Regions from separate parts of the Homo sapiens genome. Here region 1 is linked to region 2. The links are chromatin contacts, found by Hi-C in ENCODE. All regions are on one chromosome and are shown on one strand. Each heading gives the region's core, a stretch centred on a gene start or an enhancer-like site at or near the end of the contact. The rest is flanking DNA. Distances are from core to core; before and after follow the strand shown.

Region 1 (5,186 bases), core at 1-2,500, 670 kb after region 2:
TTCCATGTGATGCAGGGAGCGAGGCCGTCACGAGGGACTCACTGGTGCCTGCCTTGGGGCTCCGGGACTGTGGGCTGTCTCCATCCGGAGGTCTCCCTACCACCAGGCTCTGTGGGGCAGGGAAGCCCAGTGGGGTGCAGGGAGCCAGGAAGCTGGGGTGGGGTCAGGGCAGGGTCCACAGGGAGACCGGGCGAGGCTGGCAGCCTTCCCAGTCCGCGCAGCGTCTCTGCAGGGGGAGCAAGAGCTGCCCTTCCACCCCTCCCAGGGGACGGGTAGGGGCACTCTGGGCTTTTCCCACCCCCTCACGCAGGGACACAGGCCTGGTGGGTCTATGACTGAAATTGGCCAGACCGCATTCTGGTGGTTTTATTCGGAAGGGAAGTTTACCCTGTTCAGCAGAAGCTGAGATGGGAACAGGAAACCCACAGGGCCCCTTTATTCGGCAAAAATGTCAGTCAGCGCCCCGGGGAGCAGCCGAGGGTCCCTGAGTGTGTGAGTGAGGTGGGGAAACACAGATGGACTTTGGGGGGCTCCCCCTTCTACAGGAAACCCGGAGTGGACTGGAATGGTGCAGGGGGAGAACTCGCCCCTCCCATCGGGCGCCTCCTTCATACCGGCCCTTCCCCTCGGCTTTGCCTGGACAGCTCCTGCCTCCCGCAGGGCCCACCTGTGTCCCCCAGCGCCGCTCCACCCAGCAGGCCTGAGCCCCTCTCTGCTGCCAGACACCCCCTGCTGCCCACTCTCCTGCTGCTCGGGTTCTGAGGCACAGCTTGTCACACCGAGGCGGATTCTCTTTCTCTTTCTCTTTCTCTTCTGGCCCACAGCCGCAGCAATGGCGCTGAGTTCCTCTGCTGGAGTTCATCCTGCTAGCTGGGTTCCCGAGCTGCCGGTCTGAGCCTGAGGCATGGAGCCTCCTGGAGACTGGGGGCCTCCTCCCTGGAGATCCACCCCCAAAACCGACGTCTTGAGGCTGGTGAGCCCCCGAGCCTCCTCTCCGTCTGCTCGCAGATCCCAGTTCTGACCCCAGGGCCTCCCACAGATCTCTTCCCCATGCCCCTGTCCTGGCCGTTGCTGGCTCCGGCGTCCAGCCCGTCCCCTGCTGCCTGGGGCTCTCGGGTCAACCCAGACCCCCAGCACTGGGCTCACCACAGTGGGGTGAGCAGCAGAGCCACAGCCCTACCCAGCAGACCTCCTCCTGCGTGTGTCCCCCACTCACCACTCCGTCCACGGGCAGCTGGTGAGCCCCCATTTGGCCGGATGTGGGCACTTCTGGGGGCTGGGTGTCTCTGGGCGTCTCTGGGCGGGGCCCTCGAGCAGGTGACCCAACTCCCCGGCAGCCCTGACCTTGGTGACAGGTGATAAGATCAGTGTGCAGCAGGGGGCTGGACCCAGGTGGGTGGGGTGGGGATACTCTCCATGCTCATGTGGCACTCCTGCCTGTCCAGCCACTATCCCCATCAGGGGCCCCCGACTGCCCATCAGCCAGCCCAGGAACGAGGCCACGGCAGAGCCACCCTCCCCGATGTGGCCCTGATCAGCCTGTCACCCACTGTCTGGCTTGTGAGCCTCTGGGGCCCATCCCTGGCTGCCCCTGCTGGCTCTTCAGGGGTCAGCAGGTCCAACCTAGGCCAGCAGGGGGGCCGGCAGGTTGTCTGCCCAGTGGGCTCAATGCTCCCAGGTGTGGGGTGTGGGGTCCCTGGCGAGGGCAGAGTTCCAGTTCCCAGGGCTCCGCGCTGCCAGGCAGCGTCATCAGGGCTGGAGGAGGGGCGGTCCCCACCCTATCCCGGGCTCCAGCGGTCGGCAAGGTTGTTCCATGAGCCTGGCCTGGGGCCCGCTTCTGTCCTCTCTACCAGGCACTGCCGCTCCTCCCCATTGCACAGAGGGAGATTCAGGCTGTGGGGCCAAGCCTGGCAGAGCCCACAGGGCAGCCAGGGCATCTCCCAATGCCTGTCCTGACCCCCTTAGGTGCTGTATCTCACCTTCCTGGGAGCCCCCTGCTACGCCCCAGCTCTGCCGTCCTGCAAGGAGGACGAGTACCCAGTGGGCTCCGAGTGCTGCCCCAAGTGCAGTCCAGGTAGGTGCAGCCCTTTGGCGGGCCAGCTCTGTGGGCCGAGGGCAGACACTCTTGCCCCCTTCTGCCCCAGACACCCCTGTGTTCTCTGCCCCCACAGCCATGGGTGTGATGAAGCCCTGGGGCTAGGTGTGCAGACAGTGAGGGCAGAACCCCCAGGCCAGCAGCTTGGACTCTTCACCCTGGGGGACCCTCACAGTCACACTGCACAGGGGGTGGGTCTGAGAGACGTGGCTGGCCCACCGTGGCCAGAGACATGGGCTCGGGGGCACATACCAGAGCCGGGCCAGGTGTCCCAGGAGGCCCCATGTGCTTCCAGAACTTTCCGATTTTCCCCAGAGCAGCTCTGCTCATGGCTGATGGGGCTGCTGTGTCCCGTGGGGCTCATGGGCCATTTGAGTCCCCTTAGCTGGTGTCTCCCTGCTTGGGCTCTGGGCGCGGGTGGAGTGATGGGTGGGCTCCCGAAGGGGCCTCCCGCAGACTTGCGAAGTTCCCACTCTCTGGGCGGCAGGTTATCGTGTGAAGGAGGCCTGCGGGGAGCTGACGGGCACAGTGTGTGAACCCTGCCCTCCAGGCACCTACATTGCCCACCTCAATGGCCTAAGCAAGTGTCTGCAGTGCCAAATGTGTGACCCAGGTAAGAGGCCAGCACAGCCGGCCCAGCCTCCGCTTGGGCAGCCTGGATGCCCCCGCACCCTGCACCCTCTCTCCATGGCCACAGTGCCCCAGGAAGGCCCCGGCTGCCCCAGGCCAGGTCCCAACCCCATCTCCATGGATGCACCCTGCAGGGGACGCCTTGAGGTCAGCCTCCGGCCCCCGTCCACCTCTGTCTCACCTCTCACTTTGTCACCGCCAGGTGGGCCATCCTGAGCTTGGCGACTGACCCTTATCCCTCGTCCTTGGCTCCTCTGGTGCCCGGGGTGGGTGCCCAGACCTCTCCTGTGCCCACGTCCCTAGCTGCAAAGTGGAATGGGATGGTGCTGGGACTCTCCGGCCGGCACTCGGGCCTGCTGCTTCCCCACAGGGCTTCTTGTCCCTTTCTCCTCCAGATATTGGTTCCCCCTGTGACCTCAGGGGAAGAGGTCACCTGGAGGCTGGTGCCCACCTGAGTCCAGGCAGACAGAAAGGGGAACCAGACCCAGAGGTGGCCTTTGAGTCACTGAGCGCAGAGCCTGTCCATGCGGCCAACGGCTCTGTCCCCTTGGAGCCTCATGCCAGGCTCAGCATGGCCAGTGCTCCCTGCGGCCAGGCAGGACTGCACCTGCGGGACAGGGCTGACGGCACACCTGGGGGCAGGGCCTGAGCCTACAGGGAGGCACAGGGCAGGTGGGCTAGCCATGAACAGAAGAGGAAGCTGGAGTGCTTTGGGGGTTCATGCATGTAGGCTGGGATTTGGGGCTCACACCTCAACCTGCATGCCCAGTTCCATGCCCCTCCCCTCTTGTGAAAGCACCTGTCTACTTGGGCTGAGGATGTGGGGGCACAGGTGGCAGGTGAGGCTGCCCTCAGGAGGGGCCCAGGCCCAGCTTGTACCCCACCTCCACCAGTACCTGAAGAAGTGGGGCTCTCACCCTACCTGCCTCTGCCATTGGAATGGCCTGGTTTGCACAGATGGGAAACCCGTTTGCGGGGTGGGTGTCTGGGTGGGCACGTGGGGCGAGGACCTGCCTGCGGGACCCTGCCCTGGAACTGACAGTGCAAGCTCGGCGTCCTGCCCATCTGGGCAGAAGGCTGGTTTCTCCCATCAACGAAGCCCTCCCAGGACCTTCCTGCAAGCCCTCGTCCCACACGCAGCTCTGCCGTCCCTTGGTGTCCCTCCCGGCCTCAGGTCCTCCATGCTGGGTACCTCTGGGCACCTCGTTTGGCTGAGCCAGGGGTTCAGCCTGGCAGGGCGCCCTGGCAGCAGTCCTTGGCCTGTGGATGCTGTCCTGGCCCGTGGATGGTGTCCCGGCCTCCACGTACCCCTCTCAGCCCCTCCTCTTGGACTCCAGCCATGGGCCTGCGCGCGAGCCGGAACTGCTCCAGGACAGAGAACGCCGTGTGTGGCTGCAGCCCAGGCCACTTCTGCATCGTCCAGGACGGGGACCACTGCGCCGCGTGCCGCGCTTACGCCACCTCCAGCCCGGGCCAGAGGGTGCAGAAGGGAGGTAAGCGGTGGGTGGCGGACACCCCTCCCATTTCCACCCTGGTCCCCAGTGCCCCGCTGTCTGGAGCCCCAGGTTTCCTCGACGGCATGGCCTGCCCAGGGGCCCTGGTGAGACAGAACCTTGGCCAGCCCCAGGCCCACCCACTTCAGCCCTGTCCTGGAAGCAGCCCAGTGGGGAACAGGTGATGGAGGCAGGGGAAGGGGCAAGGAAGGGCCACCCCAGGTTGCTCCACCTCGGGGTTCTGGGACTTCCCAGTCCCCAGGCCTCGCTCTCGGGCCCCTGGTCTGGAGCCTGGGTTTATGGGAGTGACCATGGTTAATGCCACTGTTCAAGCTAAGTCTAGGAGGAGTAAGTGTCCAGCCCTGGCCTGCATCTGGCCGGGCAGCCCCCGCAGCACTGCAGGATGTGGACACAGAGGGACTCCCGGACTCATGAGATCCCAGCTACTCAAGGCCGGGACAGCCAGAGCCACCACCCCAGGCCCCACCTCCAAGACTCTGGACAGGGAGCCTGCCCCTCCCCGCTGGTCCTCCCATCACCCGTAGAGCACCCAGGTCTAGAAGCTCACAGACAAGCAGTCCCTAGCCGCCAGCCCCCTCCTGGCCTGGTGCCCTCAGCCCCCTCTGTCCGTCCCTCTCTTCTCAGGCACCGAGAGTCAGGACACCCTGTGTCAGAACTGCCCCCCGGGGACCTTCTCTCCCAATGGGACCCTGGAGGAATGTCAGCACCAGACCAAGTAAGTGAACCCGGGGGAGGCCCAGCTCTGTGCCCTGGGGAGGGGGCTCCACGTTGCTTCCCTGGGAGATGACCGTCTTCTCCAGCAGAAAGGCTTGAAGGTCCCACCCTGAGCGGCACCCTGGTCACATGCCTGCGTCCAGGAGAGCTGCAGGGCTGAAGCCTGTGTGCCCCAGATAACCCCTTCCATGGGCCCAGACAAAGCCTCATCAGATCTGAGCTTCCTGGAGGCT
Region 2 (6,781 bases), core at 1,613-4,112:
CAGTTTCCTCTATAAGACTCATCTTGAAAGGTTCCCGCAGAAGATAAAATGTCATCCTCACACTGGGCCTGGGCAGTGCGCACTTAACTGGGAGGGGGCACAGGCACCTCAGAACTTAACTGGTTTTCCAAACTCTCAATCTCAAAAAAAAAAAAAAAGGCGGGCGGGGGGAGCACTTTCAGTGTTGATGAAACCAAATGCTCGTAACCTGGGACCACCGCCCAACACCTGCAGTCCAGCCTTCCCCCAGGGTTGACAGCATCAGCCTCTGGACCCTGCAGTTGCAGTTCATTTCTGCGCAGCTCTAATCGTTAGAAAGTTCTGCCTTACCGGCTGGGCGCGGTGGCTCACGCTCGTAATCCCAGCACTTTGGCAGATCAAGGCGGGTGAATCACCTGAGGTCTGGAGTTGGAGACCAGCTTGGCCAACATGGTGAAACCCTATCTCTACTAAAAATACAAAAAATTAGCCGGGTGTGGTGGTGGTAGCTGTAATCCCAGCTACTCGGGAGGCTGAGGCAAGAGAATCACTTGAACCCGGGGGCGCGGAGGTTGCAATGAGCCGAGATCGCGCCACTGCACTCCAGCCTGGGCAACAAGAGCGAAACTCCATCTCAAAAAGTAAAGAAAGTTCTGCCTTAGCATAAACCAAGACAAAACCCACCATTCAGTCCTACCCTGGGGAGGCTCTCAGACCTGTCTCCATGTCAGTGGCACCACCTCCATCCCCAGCCTCGAACCCAGCGTTAGCAAAGAAGGAACCGCCTATCCACTTTCTTGATATACATACCTTCCCAAAGAATCCAGAATAGACTATGCATGTCAATAGCATGAAAATTAAAACCTTACTTTCAATAAAGAGCTCCTCCCTCTCCCAAAAGACTATCACTTCAGATTAGAAAATAACTTATGCAAAAACCTTATCAATAACAATGCTTGCTCCAAAGACCTTATTCAGTATGCAGTTCACTGAAACTTTCCACAAAACTAATACGTCCATTTGCTAATCATGAAAAATAATCTTCATATTTTCTTAATTAATAATCTCACCAGCAACTGCTTAATCACCTAATACTATTTGAGACTAATGTTATCAGATAGATAGCAACATGAAAATACAATGAACCAATGCTCCCCAAAAGAAAACCATAGGTTACCATTTCTACACTATTTACCCATAAGTCCAGTACTGTACACCCTAACTGTAAATGTACACCAACTCCCTTTTCAAAACACAAATTTTAACATCGGCGTTTTCCTTCAGGAGCCCATTTCACAATCTTAAGAAAAAGCTTCCATGAAGACAGGCTGGGCACGGTGGCTAAGGCCGCTAATCCCAGCACTTTGGGAGGCTGAGGCGGGAGGATCGCTTGAGCCCCAGAGTTCGAGACCAGCCTGGTTAACAGGATCTCTTTTACAAAGAGATCCCATCTCTTAAAAAAAAAAAAAAAAAAGGCTTCCATGAAGATGAATTAAGCAAACAAAAGCTGATACTGCTTCTGCATGCTAACCATGTAATTTAACGGACACAAGAAATGTTAAAATATCATTTGAATCAACTATCGATTCACAAGAAAAAATATAGCAGGTTCTTAAAAGTCAAAAGCCTCAGCCGACAGCCCTGTGGAATTTTCAACAGATCTCCCCACTCCCCACCCCCACCCCGCTTCCAGCCGAAAAGCCGATCCAGGCAAGAGGAAGACACCCAGCCTTTGTGCTATTTCCTGTCCTCTCCCCCACCTTCGGGCCTTCGGAATATCGCAAACCGGGCCCCGAAACTCGGCGCGGCGGCGGCCGCCCCACAAAGGCAGCGGTGGGAGCGCCATCTTGGCGCGGCCACCGGGCCCATTCATTCGCGGGGCCGGGCCGGGGTCCGCGCAACCCTCGAGTCGACACGCGCGGGGCGCCAGCGCCGGACAGACCCGGGCCTCGGCAGGAGAAGGGCGAGGCCACAGCGCGACTGCCTCAGCGGCTCGACACAGCGAAAAGGGCCGAAACCGTTATTTTCCCATTTCCCGACGCCGCGCCCGGCTTCCGCTTTAAATCCCTACTCCGACCGCGGCGCGCGGCCCGGCTTCCCCATTTCATTGTTCCCCTTCCCCACGCTCGCGCCCCGCGGCCGCCCGGCCCTCAAAGTCACCCCGATAGGCGGCCCGCGCGGGGGCTCCGGCCGCCGACACCGCCCCGCCTGCAGGCCCGCCCGGCCTTTGTTCTCGCGCCGCGGGCCCGAGAGCCACGTCCGGCTCCCCACGCAGGGCCCGGCCCCGCCCGACCCGCGCCCCCGGGGCCCCGGCCGCCGCCACGGGAAGCGCCCGCGGCGCACACAACCCCGCACCCCGGTGCCGAAACTCGGCCCCCAGCCTTGGGCCTGGGACCCCGGCTCCTCTCCCTAGACCCCGCCCTCGACCCCGACCCTGCACCCCGAACCTCGGACCCCAGCCCCCGGCCCCCCCTTCGGACGCCGCCCGCCGCACCCGGGCGGGGCAGGAAGACGCGGCCCCGACCGGCGGGTGGGGTGGGGGCGGGGCGGGCGCCCCCAGGGCGGGCGGGTGGACGAACAGGACCCGGGTCCGGGGCTGGGGGCTGCCGCGCTCACCTCAGCGCCCTCGTCGCGGCCTGACGCGCCCACACCGCCGCCTCGGCCGCCGCTCGGCAGGTCGTCGCGCTCGGGCCGCGCTGCGCGCTCCGCGGGCGCTGCGGGCAGGTGCGCGCCGGCGAGGCTCGGTCCAGTCCCGCCGCGGCGGCTGCTCCACTCCCGGCCCCGCTCCCCACTCGCCGCCCGCTCCCGCTCCCGCCGCCGCCGCCGCCGCCTCCGTCCGCCCCTCAGACGCCTCCAGCCATCGGGATGGGCGCGGCGGGCCCCTGCCCGCAGCCTCGGAAAACCCCACGCGCTCGCGTCACCACGCACGCCGCGCGTCGCGCGCGCTCGCCAGGCCCGACGGGCACGCGCACGCCTGTGCGCGTCCAAACCGCATCGGGCCCCGAGCGCGTGTCCGAGCGGCTTAAAGGGGCCGTGCTGCTGCCTTCGGGTACCGCTGCCCCGGGAGACCCCCGGCGGCCCGGCCCTGCGGGGACCGGGCGGGATGGGGACCGGGGCAGTGGACCCTCGGAGTTGGGATGGGGCGGGGGGAACGCGGGCGTGGAGCCCTCCGGGGACAGGGTAAGGTTGGGTAACCGTGGGCGGGGGCTCCTCCAGGGGCGGGGGTGGGGTAACGGCGGGCGGGGGGCACTCAAGCGACAGGGCAGGGGCGGGAAGGCCGCGGGCGGGGGCGGTCCCTCCGGGGACGGGGCGGGTGGGGGCACCGCGGGCGAGATCGCTTCCTGCAGAGGAGGCAACAGGCCCCGCTAGCAGGTCAGGGTCCCGGGCAGGCGCAGGTGCCCCCCGGCCTCTCAAGCAGGGACTGCGGCGAGCTCAGACGCGGCTGACGGGCAGAGACTCGCGCTTGGGCTCAGTGCGTGTGAAGTGGGCCTCGGGCTGCGGAGGAGGGCAGCACCCCGTGGCTCCTCGCGCTGCTGCGAGCAGGGCCGCCTGGCAGGGGCGGGGGCCGGTGGGCGGGAGTGTCGGGGTAAGGCCGCGGACTCCTCCCATGCCGCTGAGCAGTGGACAGCGGGGACTGGAGACCTCCAGGTGAGGAAGGGGAACGAAGTCAAGAAGGCCACATGTCCTGGCTTCCAGGCTTGGTGTCCTCAGAAGCCTCCAGAACGTCCATGGAACCCGCCCCTGCGCCCACCGCCTCCTGCTGTCTTTCCAGCTGAGTTCCGGCTGCCCCTCACCCTCGGCTTCTTCACTCTGCCTCTCCCCAGCCAGCGCCCTGCTCCCCGGTCCTCAACCACCACCTTCCACCTGCCTGGGCCTTCATCGCCTCCGAGCTCCCCTTCCACACCAAACCTGGCGTCCGTTTTCCTCCAGGCCTGCACCAGCACAGCTGAAGGGGAGAGAGACCCAACCTCATCCACTGGGCCTCCCCTCAACCAGGGCCACAACCTCAAGGGGCCATGCCACCTCCAACACCTATTTCCCACCTTCTACTCTCTCCACACCCTGGGACACCACCCGCCTCTCTCAGCTGACGTTTTCCTTCTTGTTTTGTGTGCATGGTGCTTGTGTGAGAAAGTGGACACACAGTAAGTGCGGCTTCCAGATGCGTCCGCCACCTGCCCTCCGTGCCACGCGCTTCCCCCTACCTAGGGGAGCCTCCACCAGACAGGGAACCCACGCCTTGCCACCCTTCTCTCTCCCTCCCACTTCACCTGTCCGCATCATTTCTGGAGCCCTTTCTTTCTGGCACGAGATGCTCCAGGGCCCTGTTGTATTCTCCCTGCCCCAGCCTGAACCCAGCTATTTCTGCTGCAGCCTGGTTCATTGTGGGAGAATGTCATGCAGAGCCCGGGATCTGGCTCCGGATGTGCTCATTGCTACTGGGGTGTCATTGCAGCTGGCGGAGCAAGGGAACACATCTATGTACATGCCCACACGCATATGTATACACACAGTTTCATGGGCGTGTTTGTCTGTTTTTCTTGGGCACCACGTGTTTACTCTGATGCCAGGCCAACACTACAGGGCTCAACCTGTTCGGAATGAGGGGCCTCCTGCTTTGGGAGTGAGGAACCTGGCTCTGATTATCTCCTGTGTAACCAGTCTCTCATCCTTGCTTCCACCCCACCATATGCTACCCGCTCCTCACCCTGCGTGGCCTCTGACCTCCGCTGGACCACCGAGGCCCCGCCCCCACAGGGGCGCCTGCCTGCCTAGCACAGTTGAGCAAGGAGTGAATTCCCAGTGAAATTTTTTTAATTTTTATTTTATTTATTTATTTTGGGTTTTTTTTTCTTTCTTTCTTTCTTTTTGAGATGGGGGTCTCCCTGTGTTGCCCAGGCTGGTCTCAAACTCCTGGGCTCCAGCGATCCTCCCACCTCAGCCTCCCAAAGTGCTGAGATCACAGGCAGGAGCCACTGCGGACACAGCCTGAATTGTCAATCATATCACTCCTGTGCCTGAAACCATTGACAGTTCCCATCACCCGCCCTCTCCCCAGTGTCCAGGCCCCTCCTCCCCTCCCCACTATCAAGACACTGGCTCCTGATGCTCCCCGACACCACCGAATTCCATCCTCCAGGCTTTGGCCCAGTGGCTCCATCTGCCTGGGACGGTCTCCCCATAACCTCGTGTAGTTCAGGCCTTTGCGGGTGTCACGTCCATGGAGATGTCTCCCCAGCCCTAACCATCCCTCCCAGGTGCCTCTCTGCCTGCTCCGGGCCCTCCCCCTGTTGCAGTGTGAGCACTGTGAAGCCCACTCTTAACCGCTGCTCCACCAGCCCAGCGTGGCACCAGGCACACGGGGTCATCGGAGAACAGCTGGTGTGGCTGATAGGCTCTGAGTTCTGAGTGAGGAAGATGCAACCCAGCACAGGGACCAGTGCCCAGAGCAAGGGATCAGGAGGGACAGAACCATCACCTGGGCCAGAACAAGGGCAGGGTGCGAGGAACCTGAGTGGTTGGACTTCAGGAGAGCCGGGTTTCCGCAGGAAGGCTTCTCTGCTCGGACACTCGAGGGGCAGGGTGGAGCATGGGGCACATCCAGGGCTGAGGGACGATGCAGAGTCGGGGGACAGTGTTCTGCACGTTGGCAGGTGAGGGGTCAGAGGTGGCCCTCAGAATCTGGCAGGCCTAATGCCAGCCTTCAATGACCACCTGAATTAAAAGTGGAAATGAGTAGCAGGGAGAGGAGGCTGAGGCAGCAGCAGGGAAGCCCAAAGTGGGCAGTGGCCGTTTGTCACCAGAGACCTTCCAGCAGCTGTGGGATGGGAGAGGCCCCAGAAGGTCCCTGCAAGCCTGGCCCAGGGCCATGGAGGAGCCTCAAGAGGAGTGGGCACCACACTGCGGGCCAGACTGGGCAGTGGCAGGGCTGTACCCCAGGGCTCTCTTGTCCCACAGGCCACCATCAGCCTGGTCAGCCCATCTCAGTACAGCCAGGGCCATGAAGGAAGGCCACACAGGAGGACCCCAGGCCAGTGCCCGCCCTGGCCATATCCAAGGGGCAGGGTGCAGCCCCAGCACCTCCAGCTTATCTGTAGGTCCTCTAGGTAAGGCAGGGCTGTCCCTGGAACTTGCCCCATGGCCCAGGCAGAAATCCTATTTGATGGTTTATGGAGGGCAAAGTTGAGAGGAAGGAGGGAGGGAAGGAGCAGGGGCCCCGGGTGCTTACTCCCAGGTCTTCACTGCAGCCTGGGGCTGCCCTCTGAAGTACACAGTCCCTGGGAGGCAGAGACCTCTGCCCTGAGGACGATGTGAATCCAAAGGTGCTTCTCACCTCCAGCCAGGGCCCATCCCTGGAGATAAGAGACACTCAGAGCCCTTGGTGGCCCAGGGGGGTCTAGAGCCGGCCTCAGACCTGCCCTCCCTGCCCCGCCTCCATTCCCTTCAGCCCAGGCCTCTTGTATCTTTTGGCCCTCACCTACCACCCCGCCCTCTCCCTGGCAGAGCAAACGCTTCCCAGTAACACTCCCTTCTCTGCAAGGATCTCAGAGATCAGCCTGTGTCCCTGAGTCCAGAGCCACACCCGGTCAGCTCTGGGTCCCTGAGTCCAGAGCCATACCCGGTCAGCTGTGCCCAACCCCGGGCAAGACTGAGCTGGGCCCTGGGGTGGAGGCGGCTGCACCGATACTGGCTCCACACCAGGCCTTCTCTAAAACCCCACGGGAGCGGGAGATACAATTCAGATGCCCCACCCCCACCTGCTTCTCAGCAGGAAATGGTCTAATGTGAAAGTAGGTCTTTT

What was found. A loop is a pair of places that touch in the nucleus more often than their neighbours do. Pooled maps may share reads with other maps.
Region 1: a loop to region 2 is called in a pooled map, with 2.5 times the contacts of the local background. The contact joins the promoter of TNFRSF14-AS1 here to the promoter of GNB1 in region 2. A Hi-C loop is called at or near these places in 1 of 168 maps with a recorded cell type or tissue (naive thymus-derived CD4-positive, alpha-beta T cell), 6 of 37 single-sample maps with no recorded cell type and 10 of 50 pooled maps.

The regions. Positions count from the first base shown.
Region 1 is chr1:2,555,761-2,560,946 of GRCh38, forward strand. TNFRSF14-AS1 (TNFRSF14 antisense RNA 1) reads right to left here and starts at 1,251. Exons shown (of 7, transcript NR_037844.2): 1 at 1,217-1,251; 2 at 1-936. TNFRSF14 (TNF receptor superfamily member 14) reads left to right here and starts at 611. Exons shown (of 8, transcript NM_003820.4): 1 at 611-973; 2 at 1,966-2,074; 3 at 2,583-2,708; 4 at 4,063-4,218; 5 at 4,864-4,954. The coding sequence starts at 905.
Region 2 is chr1:1,888,225-1,895,005 of GRCh38, forward strand. GNB1 (G protein subunit beta 1) reads right to left here and starts at 2,863. Exons shown (of 12, transcript NM_002074.5): 1 at 2,596-2,863. GNB1-DT (GNB1 divergent transcript) reads left to right here and starts at 2,956. Exons shown (of 2, transcript NR_168264.1): 1 at 2,956-3,159; 2 at 3,676-4,502. RefSeq lists an enhancer at 376-875 and silencers at 2,178-2,367, 2,928-3,117, 3,238-3,337, 3,398-3,647.